Linked DNA regions of Homo sapiens: all the other regions are linked to region 1. A link is a contact called in ENCODE Hi-C or POLR2A ChIA-PET data. All regions are on one chromosome and are shown on one strand. Each heading gives the region's core, a stretch centred on a gene start or an enhancer-like site at or near the end of the contact. The rest is flanking DNA. Distances are from core to core; before and after follow the strand shown. Region 1 overlaps PISD (phosphatidylserine decarboxylase). Region 2 holds the start of SMTN (smoothelin). Region 3 holds the start of MORC2 (MORC family CW-type zinc finger 2). Region 4 holds the start of SELENOM (selenoprotein M).

Region 1 (5,712 bases), core at 2,015-4,514:
CCAAAGCCATGCACATTAGGCTCACTGGTGTGTCTAAATGGTCCCAGTCTGAGTGAGTGTGGGTGTGGGTGCACCCTGCCATGGGAAGACATCCCATCCAGGACTGGTTTCCGCCTTGTGCCCTGAGCTGCCCATCGGATAGGGGACCACCTGCAACCCTGAAATGGAGTAATTAGGTAAATAATTATCTAACTTTTTATTAATCATTCATAAATGCATGTATAGCTCACATTTCAATGGTTAATATTAGAAATGTTTGGGGTCTTTAAAAGTTCGGTGATGTTTTTGTGGTCAGAAACATCCATAGGAACTTAATTCTTGCTTCTATCAATCAGCCTATGGTAAAACTGGTTTCATTCTATGTTTTGCTTAAAGGTGAAGATCCCAAGAACCTATCATCAAGATTGAGAACTTACTGTAACTGATCCCAGCATTCTCAGAGCCCCAAAGAAACTTCAGACCCCTTCTCACCTCAGAGGTCCAAGGAAACACATGACATGGGATAAAATGCAATTAAAGCACAGAAAGATGTTGACGCAGAATCCTGCCACCACCAACTTCCAGAACTGGAAAGACCCTGGAAGACCATCCTGGCCTCCTCAAAGCCTCTAGTACTTACAGACCAGCCCACACAGGTCCCTGGGGACGGAACAAAACCAAGCCCCAGTTAGACCAGGGGAGAAAGGTCTGTAGAGGAAAGACCAGCTTCTGCACACATTCTACCTCCCATGTGCTGAGAGATCTCTGGGATTCTCACACTCTTCCCTGTGGAATGGCCAGCTCGGCTGCACTGCATCCACTGGCATTGCTTTTTAGCCATTCTAAGCCTCTAAGGCAGATGGGTGTTTAAAAACCCGTAAACCACCAGGCGCGGTGGCTCATGCCTGTAATCCCAGCACTTTGGGAGGCCGAGGCAGGCGGATCACGAGGTCAGGAGATCGAGACCATCCTGGCTAACACGGTGAAACTCCATCTCTACTAAAAATACAAACAATTAGCCAGGCATGGTGGCGGGCGCCTGTAGTCCCAGCTACTCAGGAGGCTGAGGCAGGAGAATGGCGTGAACCCAGGAGGTGGAGGTTGCAGTGAGCCGAGATCGTACCATAGCACTCCAGCCTGGGCGACAGAGCGAGACTCGTCTCAAAAAACAAACAAACAAACAAACAAACAAACGAAACCCATAAACCAGCCCACAAGTTGGCCGAGATTAGCACTACCCCACCTTCCAACCAGACCTCCACCACACATATTTTCAGTGGGGAAATGCCTCTGGATTTTGAACAATCACTTACAAGTGAATTTCCATTAGGGAAAAAAAATTGTCTGGAAATTTACTTTCCTACCTTGTATTTATTTCCTTCAGGCCATGGAGTCCTTTATTTCCACGCCTCCCACTCTGTTAGGACTCCCTTGGGTGGGAGTGCCACCTAGTGCCACTGTGAGGCTCTGCAGGCTCTCAGGCCACCTGCAGATGGAGGCCTCCCTGCCTCAGTCAAGCCACCTGTATTCTCTGCCAGGTCCCAGCTGTGTGAATTTCATGCACTACTTCTAAGGGGATGCCCTGTGCCAGGGAACAGAAGGTAGCTGCGGAACAGGGGTAAAAGGTGTCCTCAGCTAATTCTCATTTCCTGGCTCTTGGCTAATTCTCATTCCCTGGGGGCTGGCAGAAGCCCCTCAAGGAAGATGGCTGGGGTCTTAACGGCTAGTACAAGAAACCACAGGCAGGCATCAGCCTCCCCAACGTCTGGGCAGAGAGGCCAGGCAAGCACAAAGTGCCTTCAGGCTATTTCTCTACACACCAGATTCTCCTATCCCTGCCCAACTCCCCACTCATCTTTGAGAATCGTTTTTGGCAGTCCCACTAGCCTGCAAGATGTCCCGGATACCCCTGGCACATTCAGAGCCCCACCAGCAGCTCCCCAAGGGCCCTGCCCAGGCACTCAGGAAGGGCAGACTGGGGTGGAATTCAGAAAAAGTGCTTTAGGCCAGACGTGGTGACTTAGTGTCTGTAATCCCAGCACTTTGGGAGGTCAAGGTGGGCAGATCACCTGAGGTGAGAAGTTCAACACCAGCCTGGCCAACATGGTGAAACCCCATCTTTACTAAACATACAAAAATTAGCCAGGTGTGGTGGTGCACGCCTGTAATCCCAGCTACTCGGGAGGCTGAGGTGGGAGAATCGCTTGAACCTAGGAAGCAGAGGTTGCAGTGAGCTGAGATTGCCACTGCATTCAGCCTGGGTGACAGAGCAAGACTCCATCTCAAAAAAAAAAAAAAAAAAAAATAGAAAAAGAAAAAGAAAAAGTGCTTTTAGGCCTGGCACGGTGACTCATGCCTGTAATCCCAACACTTTGGGAGGCTGAGGTGGGCGGATCACCTGAGGTCAAGAGTTCAAGACCAGCCTGGCCAACATGGTGAAACCCTGTCTCTACTAAAAATACAAAATTACTCAGGTGTGGTGGCACGCACGTGTAATCCCAGCTACTCAGGAGGCTGAGGCATGAGAATCGCTTGAACCTGGGAGGTGGAGGTTGCAATGAATTGAGATCGTGCCATTGCACTCCAGTCTGGGCAACAAGAGTAAAACTCCGTCTCAAAAAACAAAACAAAACAAAACAAAACTGCTTTTAGGTAGAGCCTCCTGGCAGACAGCTTCATGCAGGGCTGCAGGTATCTTGAGTCGGCCATCCCTCGATTCCTTCCAGCCCAGAAGTTTAGCCTTGTGTTTAAGTTCCATGTCTTTTTTTTGGAGACAGAGTCTGACTCTATCCCCCAGGCTGGAGTGCAGTGGAATGATCTTGGCTCACCACAACCTCTGCCTCCCGGGTTCAAGCAATTCTCATGCCTCAGCCTCCCAAGTAGCTGGGACTACAGGTACCTGCCACCACACTGGGCTAATTTTTGTATTTTTAGTAGAGATGGGGTTTCACCATGTTGGCCAGGCTCATCTCAAACTCCTGACCTCAGGTGATCTGCCTGCCTCCCAAAGTGCTGGGATTACGGGCGTCAGCCACCATGCCCCGCTGAGTTCCACATATTCTTGAGACACGGTCCCTCCGCTTGTCCACACACTGACCGCTCAAAGCCATTGGAGGTAGCTCCCAGGTGGGTCCTGGGCCACCTGGGGGCATGGCTGTATGAGCCACCGTTCCGCCCTCTGCGATCTCCTCCTGCCCTAGAGTGAGCCCACAATTCTCTGAGGTCAGAGCTGGCCCCTGCCAGCCAGTTCCAGTGGCATAAGAACACTACAGGAGTTCAGGTGGCACTGGGGCAGGCAGGAGGCTCTGCTTCCCTGCCAACTTGACTATTTGCCCATTTCCACACTCACACCTATTAGGTAAGAAGTAAAATAGTACTAAAGCTCCACTCCCTGCCAGCATGGGGCCAGGTATTTACATACACATCACTCTTATTTAACAACTTTATGAGGGCATGAATGGCCCTATTTATAGATGAGAATAATAAAGCTACAGCATGTACATCGCTCACCAACATGGAGAACACGTCCGATACTGCCCACTACCAGGTACACCGCGGCGCCAGGACGCGTGCTGAGCACAGGCCCATGGGGCTCCAGGAAGGGGACAGGGAGAGAAGGAGGACACAGGCCACTTCACAGGGTTCTGCCTTATGCTTAGGCTGAATGGTGGTAGACCAGACAGGCTGATCTGTCTTTATTCCTTTTGATGAATTGGAATACTGTACTATACATTTTTTTTTTATTCTAAACGGAGGCTAGAAACAAGGAAGCAGCGCTCAGACAGGAGTGAGCATACCTGCAAGCCCAGCTGAGTAAGGCCTTTCCTGCACTGCTGCTCCCCAAACACCTCAGCCCTTGCCACAAGCCCCCAGGGCCATGCCTCAAAACAATAAAACCACCTTCCGGGTTCAAGCGATTCTCCTGCCTCAGCCTCCCAAGTAGCTGGGATTACAGGCACCCGCCACCACGCCCAGCTAATTTCTGGGTTTTGTTTTTTTTTGTTTTTGAGATGGAGTCTCACTCTCTCTCCCAGTCTGGAGTGCAGTGGCACGATCTCGGCTCACTGCAAGCTCTGCCTCCCAGGTTCACACCATTCTCCTGCCTCAGCCTCCCAAGTAGCTGGGACTACAGGCGCCCGCCACCACGCCCGGCTAATTTTTTGTATTTTTTTTAGTAGAGACGGGGTTTCAACGTGTTAGCCAGGATGGTCTCGATCTCCTGACCTTGTGATCTGCCCACCTCAGCCTCCCAAAGTGCTGGGATTACAGGCATGAGCCACCACGCCCAGCCTAATTTTTGTATTTTTAGTAGAGACGGGGTTTCACCATGTTGGCCAGGCTGGTCTTGAACTCCTGACCTCGTGATCCACCCATCTCGGTCTCCCAAAGTGCTGGGATTACAGGTGTGAGCCACCGCGCCCAACCTTTTCCCTTTTTTTAAAAAGATTACATATTCGTTGGGCGCAGTAGCTCACGCCTATAATTTCAACACTTTGGGAGGCCAAGGCAGCTATATCACTTGAGCCCAGGAGGTTGAGACCTGCCTGGGCAACACGGCAAAACTCTACAAAAAAAAATAATAATAAATAAATTAAAAAAAAAAAAAAAAAAAAAATATATATATATATATATATATATATATATATATATATATATAGAAAAATTAGCCGGGCATGGTGGTGCACGCCAGTAATTCCAGCTACTCAGCAGGCTGAGGTGGGAGGATCGCTTGAGCCTGGGAGGTTGAGGCTGCAGTAAGCTGTGATCACACCGCTACACTCCAGCCTGGGCAACAGAGCAAGACTCTCTCAAAAAAGAAAAAGTTGTGTTTTTTGTTTGTTTTTGTTTTTTTTTAAAAGAGGTTACATATTTACCATTAAAAATCTCTCACTGGCCCTAAACTGGCAACAGTCATCTAACCCTGGTCTCACGCCACTCTGAACCGGACCCTCCTCTGTACTTCCTCCTGCACCAGCTCGCGGCAGCCACAGGGCTGTTCTGTTCAGACCTGAGAGACCCATTCAGGCACTCACGCTGGGACGTGCATGTCACTTTACTCCAGTGACTGAGGACCTGAGAACTCCTTCGTCCTCCATTTTCCAGAGCAAAGAAGAAACAGTGAAAGCTACAGAAAAGCATCTCTGCTTTTGTGAAAGCACAATTCTCTTCCCATGCTGACTCAGTCTGGGGAAGAGGTCAACTTTTGGATCCACTCTTCTGAAGAAGCAAGTGTCCCGCTCCCCTCACCCGGCACTGGCTATCTTGAATCAGTGAAGAGGAAAGCTCTTCACTCCCTAATGTCACGTCCTACACATTACAAGCTCTGACTGAAATTTCTCACTCAGAATGTTTGTAACCTAAACATTTAGACTGAGTGGCAAGGAAGGAGGATCCATGTGCTTCCAGAAATAAGGCTCGGCCCCAGACAGACCCAGAGGCCGCCCTGCCTTTGGCGTGGGAGCCGCAGGCTGAGCAAGTGCCTCCCCTCGGGCCAGGCCCTCTGTCCTCCAAACCACTGGGCCAGGAGAGCCTGGCCCTGCTCTGTGGCCACTCAGGCAGATGTATTTTGGCTGTGCCTGCCCTTGGCTGTGGGGCTGCTGCCAGGTGGTGGTAGCCCCAGGATGAAACCAGCCCTCCCCCAAGACCTAGATCCACGGGGCAGAGGCAACACAAAGGAACTCAGGACGCTGTGACCGGGCACAGCTCAGGCCCAAAGATGTGGGGCAGGTCCAG
Region 2 (6,023 bases), core at 2,201-4,700, 550 kb before region 1:
TCAGTCCCACTCCGAGGGCTGCTGGCCATGACCTAGGACGCATCCAGTTCTGCACATAAGGAGGAAGGTCATACCCCTTGGATCCAGCCAACCCCAACAAGAACCATCCACCTCTAGGGGCTCCATTCTCCAGCCTCACCTGCCTGTCTGTTGCCCAACAAGGTCGTCACAATCCTACTTCCGTTCCTTTGCTAATGCTGTTCCCGTCTCCAGAATGACAGTGCTGTCCTGGGGAGAGAGGCTTAGAGAGCCCAAGGCACAGCTCCTCCATTGTGCATATGAGCAAGTTGAAGCTCCAAGAGGGCCAACCCTTACCTAGGGTTGGAGCCAGGGGTAAGACACCCATCACCCTTCTTGCCTCCTGACCCAAGGCCTGGGCTTTCTCTGAAGGACCCTGACTGGGTGGAGGGTTAGCCAGGGTGACTTAGGGATGCAACACAGACAGCTTGGTAAAATAGTCATTCTCAGACTTGAGCTCTGGAGCAAAATATTACCCCTAGCCTCTGAGCTGCTCCAGCCACTTCCCATTCTGCCTTTCCAGGGTTGAACCTGGAAGAACCTAGAGTAGACCCTTTCTGTGACAGCCCCTTGCCCTAGGAAGGCTTGAAGCAGACCAGTCTAATCACCTCATTTTACAGGGGGCAGGCTGAGGCCCAGGCCTCTCTGGTGCCCACAAGATACATTCATCCTGCTCATCTGGCATTCAGAATCCTTGGCAAAGAGAACCACCCACATTTCCTGCTCCGCCCACAGCCTATCCTCCTCCTTTTCCCAGACTATTGGTCTTTGCTCACACTGTTCCTCTGCCACAAATGCCCTTTCATGCCTTTCCCCCTCTTCTATGTGGGATGAATTTTAAAAATTAGCTGGGCGTGGTGGTGTGTGCCTGTAGTCCTAGCCTCTTGGGAGGCTGAGATGGAAGGATTGCTTGAGCCAGGAGTTTGAGGCCATGGTAAGCTGTGATCATGCGACTGCACTCCAGCCTGTGGGACACAGCAAGACCCTGTCTCCAAAAAAAATAAAATAAAATAAAAACAAGTGTGACACACAGTTTATACACCACTTCCCTAAGAAGTCTTCCAGAGCTTCCCCCATCCTAGTGGCAGCAAAGTGGAGGGAAGGGGCTTCAGCATCAGGCAGAATTCCACTTTAGTCTGAATGCCTTTACTAGGCCAAGGTGCCTTCACCTCCCTGAGCTTCAGCTTCCTCTGTCGAATCAGAGTGTACCTATCTTGCACAGTGGTCACCTGGCAGTAGTGGGAGCCCCACGTCTGACATGCAACAGGTGTTCAGCAAATGCTGGGGCCCTCGTCACGGGATGTTTACTCTTTCCTCGGCTGTAGCTGTAAACTTCCCTAGCACTGTACCGGACTGCCCTTTGATCTCTAGATCACCCCCACTCCCTTGCAGAGAGGAAGACAGAGGCAGGCGGGTATGTCTGGAGGTGGACCCAGGCACTAAGGGCTTGAAGGGGCAGGACCCACACATCCCTTCCATAGGGCCAAGGGCTAGTGAGCGCATGTGCCAGACAGTAAATCCAAGCATGGAGGAACTCACCTGTACCATTCCTCCTAGCCTACAGTAGGGCAGGGAGAAAGGAGGGCATTAGCACAAAGCAGGCCATTCATTGGAGCTGGTGACCGCCATTCAGGCAGGCCCTGAAAATCAGAGGTGGCCTAGGTGTGCCCTGCATGAAGGGGAGGTCCCAAGGGACGCGTGAATTTTGAAGTATTCAGAATTGGTCTTAGAGGGCGCCTGACCCTCGTTCTGGATAATAACATGGCATCTCGCCCAGGTAGAGAAAGCCTAGGACCTTGAAATATGTCCTCCGAAGTGAGCTCTGTTTGCCTCTCCTGCTGTGTAGCATTGACAAGTCGCTTTCTTCTGTGCCTTGATTTTCTTTTTTCTTTTTTTGAGACAGAATCTTGCTCTGTCGCTTAGGCTGGAGTGCAGTGGCACAATCTCGGCTCACTGCAACCTCTGCCTCCAGGTTCAAGTGATTCTACTGCCTCAGCCTCCCAAGTAGCTGGGATTACAGGTGCATGCCACTTGCCCGACTAATTTTTGTATTTTTAGTAGAGACGGGGTTTTTGCCGTGTTGGCCAGGCTGGTCTCGAACTCCTGACCTTGGGTGATCCACCTGCCTTGGCATCCCAAAGTGCTGGGATTACAGGCATGAGCCACCGCACCTGGCCCGTGCCTTGGTTTTCTGATGTGTAAAATGGGACCACTTCTCAGGGGTGTGGGGATGAAATGAAATGACACATGGAAAAGACTCTCAGTGTGGAGACTGGGCCTTTCCTTAGATGGGGGCTGGGGGGTGTCACAGAGGACCTGAACCGGGGCTCTTCTGGGTTAACAGGCTGAAACCACCTCCCCAGAATCCCACATTATAGTGGTTAAAAGCAGGGTCTGGACTCAGAAGGTGCTGGGTATGAATCACAGCTTTACTACTTATCAGCTGTTGTCCTCATCTGTAAAATGGGGCAATAGTCATGGTCTCATGTGCTTGTTATGGGCATTATATGCCTGGTACATGGCAAGTACAAAATAAATGATTTGTTATTGTTTTTATTTGACAGGACTCCAGACCCCATCCTCCCAACTCCACCCACTTTAGTCTCCATGGAGACCCAAGGGCGGCTTTAGGGCCTCTGGCACTGAAGATGGAATAGCTTTGCCTTGTGGATCTGACCTCCTGGGTACCCTGGCTGATTCCTTGTTTGGTCTTGGACATGTCAGCTCTCTCTGGGCCTCAATTTCCCCCTTTTGCTGAATGACAGCCTGGACTCCATATTCCCTATTTAGGACTCCAGCGCTCCTAAAGGCAGACTCTCAGGGCTTGGAAGGTAGAAGCATGCTACAAGAAGGCAATGTCTGTTCAAAGGTGTGTGGGCTGGGGGAGGCGTGCTGTGTGATTGATTCTGCTCCACCTGAGATGGTCCCGGCACTCCAACACAGGGTCAAGGTGCTGCCAGTCACTCAGTCCCTGCTCTGAGGTGGCTCAGACCAGGTGTCCCGAAAGCAGCCTAGGGACGGCGGCCAAGCTTAAACACTGACGCGAGAAAGGGGTGGAGTCGAGGGAGGGGACGTGGTCTCAGGAACAAAGAGGAGGGCGGAGAGGGGCTGTCCTGAAGGCTCTGAGACTCCTACGACCCCAGGAAACTTACCTCGGCTCGGGGCGCCCCCCCCGACTTGGCGCAGAGCCTGCGTCCCCCTGCCGATGCCCACCCGACTCGCTAAAGCCACCGAGGCAGACGACCCCAAGACTCCCAATTTCCGACCTCCCTGGCCCGCGAGGGGCGGGGCCTTCCTCTCGGGGCGTGGCCGTCAAATTGAATTTTCCCAATGGGGCACGAGAGTGGGAGGTACCCAATCGAGGGTTGGCTGGCGCGTCGGGGCAGGGCGGGGCCAGCCGGGCTGCTGGCGCGGCTGGACGGGCAGCTCTCCGCAGAATCCAGGGGACGGTTGCTGAGCGGGCCTGGGACAGCGGGTCGCGGCACCTCCGGCCTGCGCGTGTCTAATCCGTCTGTCGGGTCCCGAAAGAGCTAAGCCGAGCCTGCGCCGGACGGGTGGGCTGGACTGAGAGGTGGGTGTGCGGACCTCGGGGGGGATCCTGGTGCTGCCCCAACGTGTCCGGGGGTGGAACCCGGATGTCTAGACAGGAGTTCTGGAACGTCCAGACCTGGGAGCCCCCACCCATACGAGAGGTCTAAGCCATGGGATAAAGTTATGAGACTGTTGGGGGAAGACGCCCCCGGATTCCTAAGAGACTCCACGCCCCACAGGGGCGCTAGTCTGTGGCGGCAGAAACCCTGGGGAAGCTGCCACAGAATCCTGAGGCCCCTCACAATGTCCGGCGACCCCAGACTGTGTGACAGGGAGATTGGAGAAGAGCAGCGGCAGGGATCTTCTTATAATCCCATGGGTGTCCTAGATTAGGCATTAGGGTCAGCTGCCCCATAGAAGAACAGACATGGGGGGAATCAGAATGTCCGCAGAACCTAAGGCTGGTGACCACTGGACAGTCTTGAAGAGGTTTAACCCAGACAGAGTAACTAGGTAAGAGGCAAGGATCCTAACAGGCAGAGATTGGGAGGTTGACACCTCTGAGCCTACCAGGATGGGAGGGGGAACAAGCAGTGACTTGAACAGGCTGGGACCCACACACCCCAACTGTGTGGAGCGGTAACCCTCACCCCCCACCCATGCACCGTATGGGGTGACTTCCCAAGTGACTGTTCTGAAGAGAGGGAAGGGATGATTGAAAGATGAATCAACAGGAGGTGGGGGGCAGGCCTGGGGCCACACATTAGTCAGTCACCATACATTAACTAAGCATCCACAGTGTGCCAGACCAGGGCCCCTCAAATTCCAGACAGACATTAGTTGGGGCTACAGGAGGAAGGAGAGATCTGCGCTGGGAGGCTGGGCCAGGATTTAGGGGTCCATTTTGATGGGCAGCACTGGGGCAAGATGGGGCTCTTGCCTCTGTCACTGAGAGTGTTCCAGGCCCTTGAGGGCACTTTGGAAGGGAGCTTCGGAAGCCGGAGATGACGAAGATTTTGATTACATCCTTCTCTGCCCTCTAAGTCTTTGGCTTCCTCCTTGCTCAGTGACAAATCCTTGGCCCTCTCCAATCTTCTCAGTTTGCCTGAAATCCAGGGGTTGGGCAGGTCAGCTTCTGAAAGCCCTTCCAGGTGGGGAATTGAATTCTGTATGAATTGGCAGGAGGTGCTGGGTGCCTGGACACCTGGCTTCAGGAGGTCTGGACAGCAGAGCTGGCTCCAAGAATCGGAAGACACAGTGTACCTTCCTATACCTGGGGGAATGACAGTGGTGGTGGCAGCAAGAACTACGGGTTCAGCCCACAGCCAGAAGCTGAGCCTGCGGAGTGGGTGGGGGCTGGGTAGGCCCTGTGGATGGGTGGGTGGGGCAGGAAACTGGAGACTGGAGTGCACCCCCTGGTGGTAAGCACAGCTTGGGTGGGTCTTGCCAGGCCCTGGCTTCTCAATCCAGGTCCCTGCCCTCCCTGTTTTGAGGTTTAGACAGGATGAGAGTCCATCCCAGGCCACACAGCAGACTGGCGGCCAAGCTGGCAGGGCTGGAACCAGAGACCCCCTACCCTGGGTTTGGTGAGTTTTCCAGCAAACCACCCTAGGGCAGAGGGCAGCTTCCAGCCAGGAGCCACATTATAGGATGGGACAGTAATGGACGCTCCTAGGTTAGAGAGGGAAAGTAAGGCACAGAGCCTAAGTGCCTGTGGTTTCTGGAAGCCCCAGCATGCCTGATTCATGTCTGTCCCCTGCAGAATTCTCTGAGCTGGTGACAGGTGCCACAGGCACTGGGGATCTCACCAGAAAGGAACCGACGGAGCTAGGGGCCAGCGAGATGGCGGACGAGGCCTTAGCTGGGCTGGATGAGGGAGCCCTTCGGAAGCTGGTAAGTGGCCCCATCACCCACTGTGGGGACAGGAAAGCCAAGCCAGAGAGGCAGGGTCAATCCAGGGTACCTCTCAGCTGACAGGAAGAAGTGATGGGGGAAAGGTCAGGAGGAGGGGGACATGGGAACAGGGGTAGGCCAGTTCCATGTGGCTGATGCAGAGGCCCTTGTGGCATGTGCCTGTCCATGCCTGGTACTGAAGCCTAGTCCCTCCCAACCCTCCACAGCCACCACCTGTTTAAACAGTAACTGCTGTAGACTCGCCCGTATGCAGCCACAGGTGTGGGGAGGCTGGATATGCCTCTCCAGAGCAATAGCTCGGGCAATGCCCACCCCTGGAAGCTGGCCCAGTGATAATGGTAGCAGCAATGATTAATAATGCCAAGGCCTGGCAGGGGGCAGGCTGGGTACTGGGTATACCATGTCACAGAATAATCACAGCAGCTCTGAAAGCCTGGGCACTGCGACTCAAGAGAGTTAAAATCACCTGCTCAAGGACACCCATCTAAGAAGGAGCTGTGCCAAAATCCCAACCCCATAGTGGGCCACGGGGGACCAGAGTCCTGGGAAAGTCAAGGCTG
Region 3 (5,986 bases), core at 1-2,500, 670 kb before region 1:
TGTTGGATTCCTATAAACACTTGAATGAAACAACTCAACATATTGACTTCAAATAACTAAAGTTTGCATTTAGAAAATTTTGATCCAATAAACAAAAATCAGATTCTTCTGGATTAGCAACAAGTATTTCACTGATCTCAGTTCTTCAATACAGAGCTCAAGATATCCAGTGACACATTTCACTCCAGTGGGATACATCTCAAAAAGTGAAAAAGCAAAATTTTCTGGGGAAACGATTTCCATATAATATCAAGGAACGAGTTACTGGTTACCTCAGTGGCACCTAGAGGATACTTACGAATTTGTGTGCAGATATTCAAAGGTTAGCTGAGCTCGATTCAGACTGCTGTAATTTGTGAAAGCCATGACTGCAATAAGGTCTCCAGCCCTTCACCCGCTAACTGGGAAATATAACCTTATAATGATATCGATTTCCCAGGATTCTGTCCAGTAAAGCTTCAGTAAGTCTGTGCTCCTTAATGACAGTTAAAGTAACCTAGTAGCTATCCAAAATATATGCAGAGATGTTTAAAACTACAATTTCTTCAAGTGTTTTTTTTTAATCTTCTCAATGATTTATGATGTAATATTTTGGAAGGAACTATGTCATAAATCTGTAGCTTTAAGGAGCTTTTAGCATTAAGTTGCGATAGCTCAATTCAGACAATCTGAGTCTCGTGTGGATGGTCCTGAAGGAGATGGTCCTTGAGTGGGTGGTTTATGACTGCTCCATCTTCATGTTCTTCCAGCCTTTTTTGGTTCCCCGAAATTTCCTGTCAGGAAATTTACCAACGCGGAAATTTACCCACTTCTGTCAGAAAACTGATCAGCCATGTCTTCGCCACACGTGATGCCAGGATTCTTAAACAGGCCCAAGACCGGAGACCAAGATGTCGACGGAGTGTTATATGGCGCAAGTTGCAGCTTCACCACCTCCCAAGTGAAAAAGCTCCTAGGCACTCACGATTTCTTTTTTCAAAGCCGGACCAAACCCAGTTCAGGGTGGTGGTCAGATTACCTCACACTTGGCCCACATAAACACCTCACAAATGACCCGCCCACAGCACCTCGGGCAGGCCGCGCCCCGCCCCCACGTCCCTCAGACAACAGCCTCAGCCTCCCAGGCCCTTCCCGGGCCTCGGTCCCGTGGCCGCCTCCCCACGAAGAGGAGCTACTCCCGGCTTCCAAGGACCGGATCGAGGGCAGTGGCGAGCGCACCACCTGACCGGGCACTACCCGGATCTCACAACTGCCTTTGTCCCTCCCCGCGGAATTGGAACCCAACAGCCGCAGAGCGCTCTTGGAACCATGTGCTGCTGCCGCCTCCGCCGCCGCCGCCGCTGCCTCCGCCGCCGCCCGCGCGCCGCCCGCGCGCCGCGCTAGTTGAGATGGTGACAGGATTCAGCAACACGAAATTCGGCGTTTAGAGCTGCTCTGCCGCCGCCGTCACAGACACCACAGCCACCGCTTTGTCTCCGATAGTGCACACAGCCCCGGCCACCTCGCACACTCCCCGACGCCCCAAGCCCCCGAGGCCTCCGCGGAGCATTCAGCCAATCACAAAGCTGCAGCTCCTCCCGCCCCCGCCCTGATGTACAGCCTCCTGATTGGCGGGCTGCGTGTCCCCATGTGACCGGATCTTGGTTGGCCGGTCCCGCCCCTGTCACGTGACAGCGTGCGCCTCTCTTCCTGCTTTCCTGACCCTCTCCGCCATTTAAAGAAACAGTACCGGGGGCGGGCCGAGCGACGCAGCCGGGACGGTAGCTGCGGTGCGGACCGGAGGAGCCATCTTGTCTCGTCGCCGGGGAGTCAGGCCCCTAAATCGAAGAAGCCCTGGCGCGCCCTCCCCCCCTCCCGGGTCTGGTAGGGCGAAGGAACGGGCGTGCGGTCGATCGAGCGATCGGTTGGCGGCTCTTTCTCCTGCTCTGGCATCCAGCTCTTGGGGCGCAGGCCCGGCCGCCGCGGCGCGCGCCCGGTGGCCGTTGGCGCTCGCGCCGCGTCTTTCTTCTCGTACGCAGAACTCGGGCGGCGGCCTATGCGTTTGCGATTCGACGAGGAGTCGTCCGGGTGGTCGGCGGCGGCGGGCAGCTGCTCCGCCCCGCTCCGGGGGAGGCGGCGGCGGCAGCGGCCGCGGGATTTGGAGCGGCCGGGGAGGCGGGGGTGGCCGGGGCCGGCTTGGAGGCCTGGCGCCACCCTTCGGGGCCTGCAAGGACCCAGTTGGGGGGGCAGGAGGGGGCCGGAGGATGGTTGGTTGTGGGATTTCTACTTTGCCTTTTCCTCCTTATGCCGCCTTAGTGAGGGGCGGGAGCTCTGGCGGCAGCCCCGGGGTGGGGAGACGAGCTCCGGAGTCGGAAGAGCTGGGTTTTCTTCCGGGCCTAGCCACCAGTTGGCGGAGTGACCTTAGGCGAGTCACTCTGTAATTTGTCTGCGCCTCAGTTTCCTCCTCTGCCTATCAATGTGTGTGGGGTTGAAATCGCTTTGTAAACTATAAAGCGTGGGTGTACGTAAAGGATGGTTATTGTTTATAATTTTTTTTGAGTTGTAAGAAAACTTAGCAGTTCCCCAATCCTTGGGTTTTGAACCTGGGAACCTTGGATTGGAGTTGGGGATCCCCAAACTTCCTGAAATTGTGGGAATGTGCGGTTTGGGGGAATGATGGGAATTTGTGGGAATGTGCGTTTTAGGGGAATGATGATCCATCGCTAGCAAGTTTTCCAAGGGGGCTGTGACCCAGAAGAGTTAAGAATCACAATTTCTTCATGCTACAGAGAGGAAACTGAGGCCTAGATGTCATTTGGGACCCTTCACAACCATTTTGAAGCCCTGTTTGAGTCCCTGGGATATGTGAGCTGTTTCTATGCATAATGGATATTCGGGGTTAACAACAGTCCCCTGCTTGGCTTCTATTCTGAATCCTTTTCTTTCACCATGGGGTGCCTGAAGGGTGGCTGATGCATATGGTACAATGGCACCCAGTGTAAAGCAGCTACAATTAGGAGTGGATGTGTTCTGTAGCATCCTATTTAAATAAGCCTATTTTATCCTTTGGCCCGTCAACTCTGTTATCTGCTGCTTGTACTGGTGCCTGTACTTTTCTGACTCTCATTGACCATATTCCACGACCATGGTTGTCATCCATTACTTGATCCTACTTTACATGTCTAGGCTGTGTGGTTGGTGGTGAATAGGCTTCTTTTTACATGGTGCTGCCAGCCCAGCTAATTAATGGTGCACGTGGACTTTTAGCAAGCGGGCTCACTGGAAGAGACTGAACCTGGCATGGAATTCCTGAAGATGTTTGGGGTTTTTTTCTTTCTTAATCGAAAGTTAACATTGTCTGAAAAGTTTTGTTAGAACTACTGCGGAACCTCAAAATCAGTAGATTTGGAAGTGATTCAAAGCTAAACTTTTTCCTTGGCCCTCCTTGTGTTCTAATTGCTTGCAAGTGTAATACTAGGATGTCCAAGATGCCAGTTTTTGCTTCTTTGTTAGTTGTCAGCTGCTTTTATCAAATTTCAGGCCATTATCCAACAAACACTATAAAAATGTTTGAACAATTGGATTTCAAACATTTTCGTTTTGTGGAGTGGTGCTCACCAAGTGGTACAGCCCTAAGCAAGTGAACACAAACACATTTAAGTGTATTTTGTCTGATTAGATGTTAGCCAGTTATGCTATTTCATTCAAATGTCTGAAAAAATCAATTGACTATTCCCTTTTCCTAAAGGGCAGAGACAGATAATCTCACTTCCAGAGAAATGACTTGGAGAAAAAAAAGTGTTGGTCTTTTTGCTCTTTTGTAATTAAATCCGGATGTACCTCAAAAGACTTAAGACTGTGGTGATAAGATGCTTTCCTCAGCAGAAAGGAGGGAAAAAAAACAACTGGAACTCAAAGCTTGAAATTCTGTGGCAAAACATGAGATGTCCAGGATTGGAGGTTGAAAAGATTTCACTACAGTGTTCTGCAATAGTTGGAGCAGATAACTTTCAGTGTAGCCACAGCCATGGACTCCAGATTTCCAGATTTTCAAGACCTGGACCTGGAACCCGAAAGAGCTTGTCACGATGCGGCAGGAACACTGGAGGTAGATTTTTTTTTATTTTTGAATTTTGGGACTGTTGACCTTGCTGTGAGAAAAGAGACAACGACTGAGCAAGCACTACCACCAGCACTGTTACTGGGAATTAGAAGACCTGAGTTTCTGTCCAGACCCTCAGTGCAAACTGAGGATGCTCCATCCAAAGTGAATTATGGTACTTGCCATTTTCCAAAATGCCTTATCCTTTACCATCTCTGCACTTTTGTTCATACTCTCATTCTACTTTGGAACTGCTGCTCTGTGGCTTTTCATCTGTCAAAACTGCCATTTTCTCAGTATCCAACTCTTATGCCCTCTTTTCCATGAGTCTCCTAACTAGCCAGAATAGAGCTTTAAAGTTTTATGACATTTCGTTATGTATCCTCTATCTGTATACAAAATCCTGTAAAATAGTTACTTGCCTGCATTTACTGTCTTTGCAGATAGCAGACTCCTTGAAAGCAGGGTCCTTGTTTAGTGCATCTTTGCCCACATACACCACAACATATCAAGATGCATTTATTAGGAAGGAGGAGTTTAGAGAGCAGGCTATCAGAATAACCACTCAGTAAGTGTTTTCTTAATTGCTATGTGATAACTTACATTACTCTTAATGAGGAGAAAAGTCGCTAGATATGGATCATGTTTATGTTTTAATGTTTTTTAATTCTAAATTTTGATCTAGGGAGCCCTCAGACATAAGGAGAAACCAATATGTTGAATGATGGGGTATTACATACAGAAGGACCAAGACCTTATTTTCTCCTACTTAAGATGGAATCTTGTTAAGATGAAAGGACAGCTTTTTAAAAGGAGAAGGTCATAAGACAGTTTGAGGAAGGCATTGGAAGAGGAAGAGGGGCAATGTCTCCTTTGTTTTATTGTTGGTATATAAACTTAAAATCTCAGTTCTTTTTATGGCACTTGTGGAGCCACTTCCTCTCCTCACCAAAAAATGCCCAGTACCCTGAATCCGATCAAATTACTCTCCTAAAGTATAAGGCTTAGTTTCTGTGTGCTGCTTCGCGAGACAGTTCCCACAAATCGAGAGTGTTAATCAGACTTTTGTGTTTTCTTTTTTGGATTGCTGTTGTTTGTTTTCATTTATCATTTGTCTTTGCCTAAGCCAGGCTCATCAAGAATTAACAGCCATCAGGCTGCCGATGTGCTGACAGCAGACCCACTTAGAGTCCTGTGTTTGTAATTCCATGCATTTGTTATTTTACCTGTTTTGTCCCTGCCCCTTCTAGTCCTGTGCCTCCTGATTGCTGAGTGTTCACCTGGACCTTCTGACTACCTTCCCTGTGCTATTCCATCAGCCTACAGACCTGGTACCTGGATTTTTGCCCGAGATGATTCCTACCACCTTACTACTGACGAAGACACCCATTCCAGTGGACCACTGTGACCCAGGAGGCATTCAGCCATCATGATGTGGCCTTTACCTCCACTCCTGTCTTGTTCTACCCAGATTCAGCACAGCCCTTTATAGTGAAGTCAGAGTCCTCAAGCCAAATAGCTAAAGCTGTTTTATCACAACAAAGGCCTAGTTTGTTCCATGAGTGTGCATTTCATTTCTTCAGTTAAAGCCTTCAGAGACACACAATAAATTTGGACCAGGGGATTTTTTAGTTATTAATGCTCTCTGAAGAAAGGCAACATCTTTTTGAGAGCAGCATTGGACCACACCCCACAATCTCAAATGATTGAAATTCATGAACATCTAGGATCCCGTGAAGGTCACTGGACCCTGTTTTTTCTACTTCAAATCCTGTAGTAGCCTACTGAATGAGAAAACATATTCTGACCCATTGGGATCAAATCAAAGGCACAGTGAACTCCTCATAGCATCTTCTTTGGAATTACTCAGGAACCAGAACTTTTTACACAAATGTAAGAAATTCT
Region 4 (6,231 bases), core at 3,521-6,020, 530 kb before region 1:
GGCGGTCGGGATCCCCAGGACGATAGCCACAGCTGGAAGAAGCTTCAGAGAGAGGCTGCCTTTGCATCATGGTACAGCTCGGGAAACAAGCCCAGTCTGGGATAGGGATGACCCTAGGGGCACGTGGCACATCAGCAGCAGACCCAGAACCCTCTCACTCATCCTAAATTCTTGTAAGGTCTCAAATGAGATAGAGAATAACTGTCCTGTTCTAAAGAGGGGGAAACAGTCATAGAAAAGGGCCTTATCTAGCACCCACAACTGGTTAGGGATACAGTCTGGACTAAAACAGAGGTGTTCGGTGTTCTGCCTCCCAGGTTTCTTCTCTGAAGGAGTCCAGGTGAGCTGGGGGTAGGCCCAGCCCTACCACAGTTCTGAGTTTGTCCATAAGGGCACGAGATGGGAGGTGGTCTTGGGTTCTCAGGTGTCTTGAGAATAAGGAGCAATTGTTGCCATTATGCCTTCCCTGCCATAGGAAACTCATTCAGCAACATTGAATGCTTGCTATGTCCCAGGTATGGCAGATAGGAGGGATCAAGGCAGAAGAGGTCTTGCTCTGGGGGTTGAGGGACAGGGGAAAAGGAGCCAGAGAGCAGACTCCAGCTTCAGAGCTCTGGGAGCTGTCAGTTGCTTAATAGGCACAACCCACTCACTCCAGAGTGGGGAAAAGGCTTTGCCAACACCCAGAACTGGGGGCCTGGGTCCCATGCGGCCTAGCCTGCACTTACTAAGCCATGGGGCTTGAAACAAATGGCTCCTCTGCTCTGTGACTCAGTTTCCTTATCTGTGAAGGGCAGCTAGCATTCTGAAGGATGGCCAGAAGGGTGGTCCCCCCGAGCATGGCATAGATGGTCCATTGGTATTGGCTGGGATCCTCATCTGCCTCCTCTGCTCTACCCAAGGCAGGTGATAAGGGTTAGAGAACCCCTCTGCTGCCCACACGTTCCCTGGCCTCCATCTCCAGCAGCAGGGTTATCCCCACCCCCTGTCAAAGAATAGGGGTCCCTGGGCCTCTCAACAGGAAGTACCAGATCAGGCAGCTAGCAGACAATCATCGGTGGACCACAGGGCCACTAGAGTGAGACCTATCCATAGATAAAGATTGGCCAGTGATGAAGCCCATCTGGGTGCAAAGGCCGAGCTGAGAGGCTTCTACCAACTGGAGTGTGCCAGTGAGGGTGAGCAGAAGGTGGTCTCCAGGGAGAACATGGGCAGGGTTTGGAGCCAGCACCTCCCCAGGGTTGGAGGAAGCAGACCCAGGACCTGCCTGACTGGGATGGGGCTCTCTTCTGCCATCTCCGCCTCCACCTGCCTAGCTCTGCTCCCCCGCCCCGAGAGATGCCTCCAGGCTTGGGTAGATGAAGCCAGGGGCTTCCTGCCTTCCTGGAAGGCTTTTCCCTGTCTGGAGTTTATGAAAGACCAGCAGGCAATGCGGCAATAAAAAAGACCTTGGGGTAGAGGGGCGCCACGAGAGGCGGGTCTGGCGCTGACATCCAACCCCGTGCCCCCTCCCTGCAGGATGCTGGTGGACTGTGTGCCCCTGGTGGAGGTGGACGACATGATGATCATGGGCAAGAAGCCTGACCCCAAGTGTGTCTTCACCTATGTGCAGTCGCTCTACAACCACCTGCGACGCCACGAACTGCGCCTGCGCGGCAAGAATGTCTAGCCTGCCCGCCCGCATGGCCAGCCAGTGGCAAGCTGCCGCCCCCACTCTCCGGGCACCGTCTCCTGCCTGTGCGTCCGCCCACCGCTGCCCTGTCTGTTGCGACACCCTCCCCCCCACATACACACGCAGCGTTTTGATAAATTATTGGTTTTCAACGATCCTGACTCCTCTCTGCGTCTCCTGGGGGTGGGGAGGGGGTTTGAACCGAAGGCAGCTCCGCAAGGTCTCCAACTCCAGCAGGGATCCTCAGAGGTTCTTCTTCCGACCTCCCACCCCACCCGCCCGCAGCAACGAAGGAGTCGAGCCTCAGTTAAGGCAGGAGGGAATTTAGTGGAGCTGGGGAAGGAAGAAAGTGGGGTTGGGAGAACCTCCCCAACCCCATCCCTGCTGGCCCGGGGACGGGCATCGGCTCTCAGCAAGAGAAGTATTCCCGGGATGCTGAGCGCTTCATTCTGTCTCCAGGACTCAGGCAGGTAGGTCCCAGCTCCGCCGCGCCCCCGGACCTACAGGTCAGCGTGGTCCGAAGTTTCCTCTGGGGGCTTCGCGGGCGCCCACACGTACTCGGGGGGCACCTGCGCGTCGGGCGCCGCCTTGCGGTAGAAGCCGAGCTCCTGCACTAGCGCATTGATCTCTTCGCGGGTCATTTCACTGAGTGGGATGCGCTGAGGCGGAGGAGGGGCGGGGTCAGCAGGCTGGGCCTCGCCTCTGGCCTCGCCCCCAGCCCACCTCCCACGGCCTCACCTCTAGTTCCTCGTAGCGGCGGCCCAGCAGCACGAGCTCAGGGTCGGCCCCAGGGAGGTGTTTCATCACCAGGTTGTGACTGGAGGTGGTGTTAAGGAGCGGGGTGGTGGGCAGAGGGAGGTGGTGGTTTCCGCAGCCTTACTGATGGGAACAGCATTGCCTCCTTTGCTCAGAGCTTACTCTGTGCCCGGGAGGGGCCAGGGTCTCCGCTTATACGTGAGAAAATTAGGGTTCAAAGAAGTAAAGGGCCCTCCTCTCCATTCTGTGGCAGTCATCACTAGTCAATCTCTCTTGCCCACCCAACATGGAGACCACCTCAGAATCCTCTGGGAGCCACTACCAATCAATTCAACTTGTCAGTTGAAAACCATCTGCCACCCCTTTCTGAAGTTACGTGGAGATTCTCCCAGGTGCCCATCCCATTTCCCCTCCCCCAGAACAGAAGGATACTAGAATGGAATGTCCTGCGTGACGAAAGCCTTCACCTGGGGAGGAACCAGAGCATCAGAGACCATGACCTCAGTCTACTCGAGGTACAGACGAGACACTGAAGCCCAGTGAGGTCATAAAGCAAGTCAGGTGCAGGCTAGACTCTCAGCCTAGGCTAGACTCTCAGCCTAGGGATCCTTCCCCCCTCCCCGCCCCAGTCATTGGGACCATGTTGCCCACTCCCCAAGAGGCTCAGGGGGAACAGAGCTAGGGACCTCTTCCTTCAAACTCACCTCCTTTAGGCGGTTCAGCTGTCATCCCCCGCAGGTCTGGAGGGGGATAAAATGGGATAGGTCAGGAGTCCTTCACGTTTATTCCAGTCACATCCCCAAAGCCATACTTCCTTATCCCTGAGTTGGGTCGGGCTGTGAGTTATCCCCGGATCAGCAGTTCCCAAGGTCTGAAGGAAATGCTGGACCCTTGTGGGCAGAAGGGGGAACTGTGTATACAGGTGGGGAGACTCAGGCCTAGAGACACCAGGGGAAAAGAGCAAGGCCAGAGACCCACAGTGTGCCTGCCAGCCTTGGGGCCTGTACATCCTACTGGCTGTGGACTGACTCCCAATGCCCAGGGGAAATGATCACCCTGCTCCTCTTAAGCAGTAGAGACCTGGGCTTGGCCTTTGATCCCTGAAATCTCACAGTGGAGGCAGAGCAGAAGGAAACACCTCAGAATGGCCCTGGGGGCCCCCATTGGAGACACCTACCATCTGGTCCCTACTCTACACAGGCAGACCTCACCCTGCCTGCCACCTGCGGCCCAGCCCCACAGACCATGTGGTTGCTTCCCTGACATGGGAGGATGGGAGGGCTCCTCCCTGCCTTCCCTGAGGAGATGCCACCATCCAGCAGGAGTCTAGACCCCAGGACCACCCACTCCAGCCCTCCTCCATCCTACCCTCAGCCCTTTTCTTAGAGACAGGGTCTCACTATGTCCCCCAAGCTGGTCTTGAACTCCTGGGCTCAAGCAATCCTCCTGCCTTGGCCTCCCAAAGTGCTGGGATTACAGGCGTGCACCACCGGCACCCAACCATTCTACACCCTTTTGTCAGACAGAGCTGACAAAAAGCTCAGAGGCGGGCTGTGATGGTCAAAGTCACATAGCAAGACAGGGACTCCGAACGGGAATTTCCTGGTTGGGGGAGGATGGGAGGCTGCTGCAGAGTAAATGTTGGCAACCAAGTTCCCAACTCGGTTGCCCCTCCGAGTTGGCCCCCTTCCCCGGATCCTGCATATGGGAGGAGGCACCCAGAAAGTCTTCTTTCCCCCCAGGAGAAGGAAAAGAGACTTTCTGGAGCCTCCAGCCCTGGAACCGGGTCGGGGGGGAATTCCAGGAAAACATGAAGTGATGGGGGATGGGAAGTTGGGACAGGATTGGGAGTCATAGGCCACGAGAAGAGTTAGGAGACTGCGTCAGTGTGTCTGGGTGTCCGCTGTCGGACCGGGTAGGGGGAGCTGGGGAAGGGTTCGGAGTTCCAGGCCCCAAAGTCGGTGTCTCAGGCTTCCACGGTGGATGCTGGGGCCATCTGGGGCTAGGGAACAGGAGGGATGGTCCCGGCGCCAGGGGGAAAGCAGGGAGACTCGCGGTTCGAGGTGGTCTTGGGGCCGGGACGGACGGTGCTCCCATGGGGCCGCAGGGTTGGGGAACGATAGTGCCGGGGCTGGAGGCCGGCGTACTCACCTCTACCCGGGCGCGGGTTAGGCCGCTCAGACGGTTCCAGTCCGGCCGGTAGGCAGTGGCGGCTGTGGCTGGGGCCACAAGCGCCGCGAGAAGCAGCAGCAGCGCCAGCGGAGGCAACAGGAGGCTCATCGGGACCCGGCCGCAGATGATGCGCAAGCTGGAGGCGAACCTCCGAGTCGCTGCGCCACGTCTGGGCCCCCAGGCTGGCCCCGCCCCCGCCCCCGCCCCCACTCCCGCTAGAGGCCCAGTCCCGCTGGAGACCACGCCCCCAGCGCTCGGTCTCCGCCCCAGGACTCCCCGCCGTTACCTCCCGCTAGCTCAGGGCGAGGTCCTGGCTCCTCCCTGGCGTTTGGGCCGTCACTTTCCCAGGTCCGAGAGTGTCGACGCTCCTTTTGTCGACCGAGGATGTGGACGCTCCCCCAGGATGCGGCCAGGCAGCGCCACCTCACGCCGGCAGAGGGTGCCGGCGAGACGCTGAGGGACACTGGAGTTTCTGAGCCGAACCTGCGACTTTAAGATAGGGAAACTGGTAGGACATCCAAGAAAAAAAAAGGAAAGAAAGAAAGAAGAATAAATAAGGGAAACTGGCTTTCTGAGGACTCCTCGCTTTGGAGCGTGGGAGATGAGGAGTGAGGTTCGGTGGAGGGGGTGCGGCTTCTGGGAGCCACTGAGACCTACCAGCGTGTCTTCTTACCATCCACAGCTACTGCTGAGCAGACTTTCTGACCTGGGGTGAGGAAAGGAATTTGCTATTCAAAGGTGGGAAAATGCAAGGAGGGTTACAGCTGATAGGCCACAACAGGGTCTTAAATCAGCTGGGTTAAATTTATGGAGTCAGGATTTACTTTTTTTTTTAATGTGGCTATCCAATTCAATTAAAAATCTTGTCTTTTTCATTGCTACTCTGCCGCGTTACCTCTGTTATATATAAATAGGCAACCACGGCCGGGCGTGGTGGCTCACACCTGTAATCCCAGCACTTTGGGAGGCCGAGGTGGGTAGATCACTTGAGGTCAGAAGTTCGAGGCCAGCCTGGCCAACATGGTGAAACCCCATCGCTACTAAAAATACAAAAATTAGCTGGGCGTGGTGTGGGCGCCTGTAATCCTAGCTACTTGGGAGGCTGAGGCAGGAGAATCACTTCAACCTGGGAGGCAGAGTTTGCAATGAGCCGACATCCTACCACTGCACTCCAGCCTGGGCGACAGAGACTGTCTCAAAAATAAATAAATAAATAAATAGGTAACCATATAAATATATGGGAGTCTACTTCTGAATATCATACCCTATTCTAGTCCTTCAGTGGGTTTGTCTAACTACGCTGTCTTATTAACTATAGCTTTATAGTCAGACTTGACATCTGGTTGTGTGTTGGTCCTCTAGCTTTGTTCTTTCTTTCTTTCTTTTTTTTTTTGAGACGGAGTCTCGCTCTGTTGCCCAGGCTGGAGTTCAGTGGCCTGATCTCGGCTCACTGCAACCTCCGCCTCCCGGGTTCAAGCAATTCTCCTGCCTCAGCCTCCCGAGTAGCTGGGACTACAGGCACGCGCCACCACGCCCAGCTAATTTTTTTGTATTTTTAGTAGAGATGGGGTTTCACTGTGTTAGCCAGGATGTTCTTGATCTCCTGATCTCATGATCCGCCCGTCTCAGCC

Evidence for each region. Hi-C counts contacts between places; a loop is a spot of excess contacts on that map. ChIA-PET counts read pairs that join two places held with the same protein, here RNA polymerase II (POLR2A). Pooled maps may share reads with other maps.
Region 2: a map of B cell shows a loop between it and region 1 (10-fold over the local background). The contact joins the promoter of SMTN here to the enhancer-like site in region 1. A Hi-C loop is called at or near these places in 2 of 168 maps with a recorded cell type or tissue (B cell and CD8-positive, alpha-beta T cell), 16 of 37 single-sample maps with no recorded cell type and 11 of 50 pooled maps.
Region 3: a loop to region 1 is called in a map of B cell, with 7 times the contacts of the local background. The contact joins the promoter of MORC2 here to the enhancer-like site in region 1. A Hi-C loop is called at or near these places in 1 of 168 maps with a recorded cell type or tissue (B cell), 1 of 37 single-sample maps with no recorded cell type and 8 of 50 pooled maps. POLR2A ChIA-PET finds 5 or more read pairs at or near these places in 1 of 52 experiments (GM12878).
Region 4: a map of naive thymus-derived CD4-positive, alpha-beta T cell shows a loop between it and region 1 (6-fold over the local background). The contact joins the promoter of SELENOM here to the enhancer-like site in region 1. A Hi-C loop is called at or near these places in 1 of 168 maps with a recorded cell type or tissue (naive thymus-derived CD4-positive, alpha-beta T cell), 1 of 37 single-sample maps with no recorded cell type and 9 of 50 pooled maps.

What each region holds. Positions count from the first base shown.
Region 1 is chr22:31,632,572-31,638,283 of GRCh38, forward strand. The region is part of intron 3 of PISD (phosphatidylserine decarboxylase); the gene reads right to left. Among named protein-coding and RNA genes, the nearest start is that of MIR7109, 14 kb to the left of the region's middle. RefSeq lists a silencer at 1,534-1,583. Within about 2 kb of position 3,265, at least 8 of the 41 ENCODE cell types and tissues checked have a DNase peak (open chromatin) inside an H3K27ac peak, as active enhancers do.
Region 2 is chr22:31,077,868-31,083,890 of GRCh38, forward strand. It overlaps SMTN (smoothelin), which reads left to right and starts at 3,451. Exons shown (of 21, transcript NM_134269.3): 1 at 3,451-3,589; 2 at 5,312-5,442. The coding sequence starts at 5,392. RefSeq lists a silencer at 3,333-3,492.
Region 3 is chr22:30,967,524-30,973,509 of GRCh38, forward strand. It overlaps MORC2 (MORC family CW-type zinc finger 2), which reads right to left and starts at 1,251. Exons shown (of 26, transcript NM_001303256.3): 1 at 299-1,251. The coding sequence starts at 366. TUG1 (taurine up-regulated 1) reads left to right here and starts at 1,742. Exons shown (of 3, transcript NM_001396518.1): 1 at 1,742-4,256; 2 at 5,332-5,986. The coding sequence starts at 1,834. The coding sequence ends at 2,295. RefSeq lists an enhancer at 1,653-1,982 and a silencer at 2,013-2,262.
Region 4 is chr22:31,102,798-31,109,028 of GRCh38, forward strand. It overlaps SELENOM (selenoprotein M), which reads right to left and starts at 4,771. Exons shown (of 5, transcript NM_080430.4): 1 at 4,580-4,771; 2 at 3,133-3,168; 3 at 2,861-2,895; 4 at 2,411-2,489; 5 at 1,980-2,331. The coding sequence starts at 4,708. The coding sequence ends at 2,173. LOC105372995 (a long non-coding RNA gene) reads right to left here. Exons shown (of 3, transcript XR_938163.3): 2 at 5,274-5,306; 3 at 4,839-5,089. It overlaps LOC124905100 (a long non-coding RNA gene), which reads left to right and starts at 5,085. Exons shown (of 2, transcript XR_007068063.1): 1 at 5,085-5,311. SMTN (smoothelin) reads left to right here. Exons shown (of 21, transcript NM_134269.3): 21 at 1,519-1,827. RefSeq lists enhancers at 1,005-1,955, 3,455-4,227.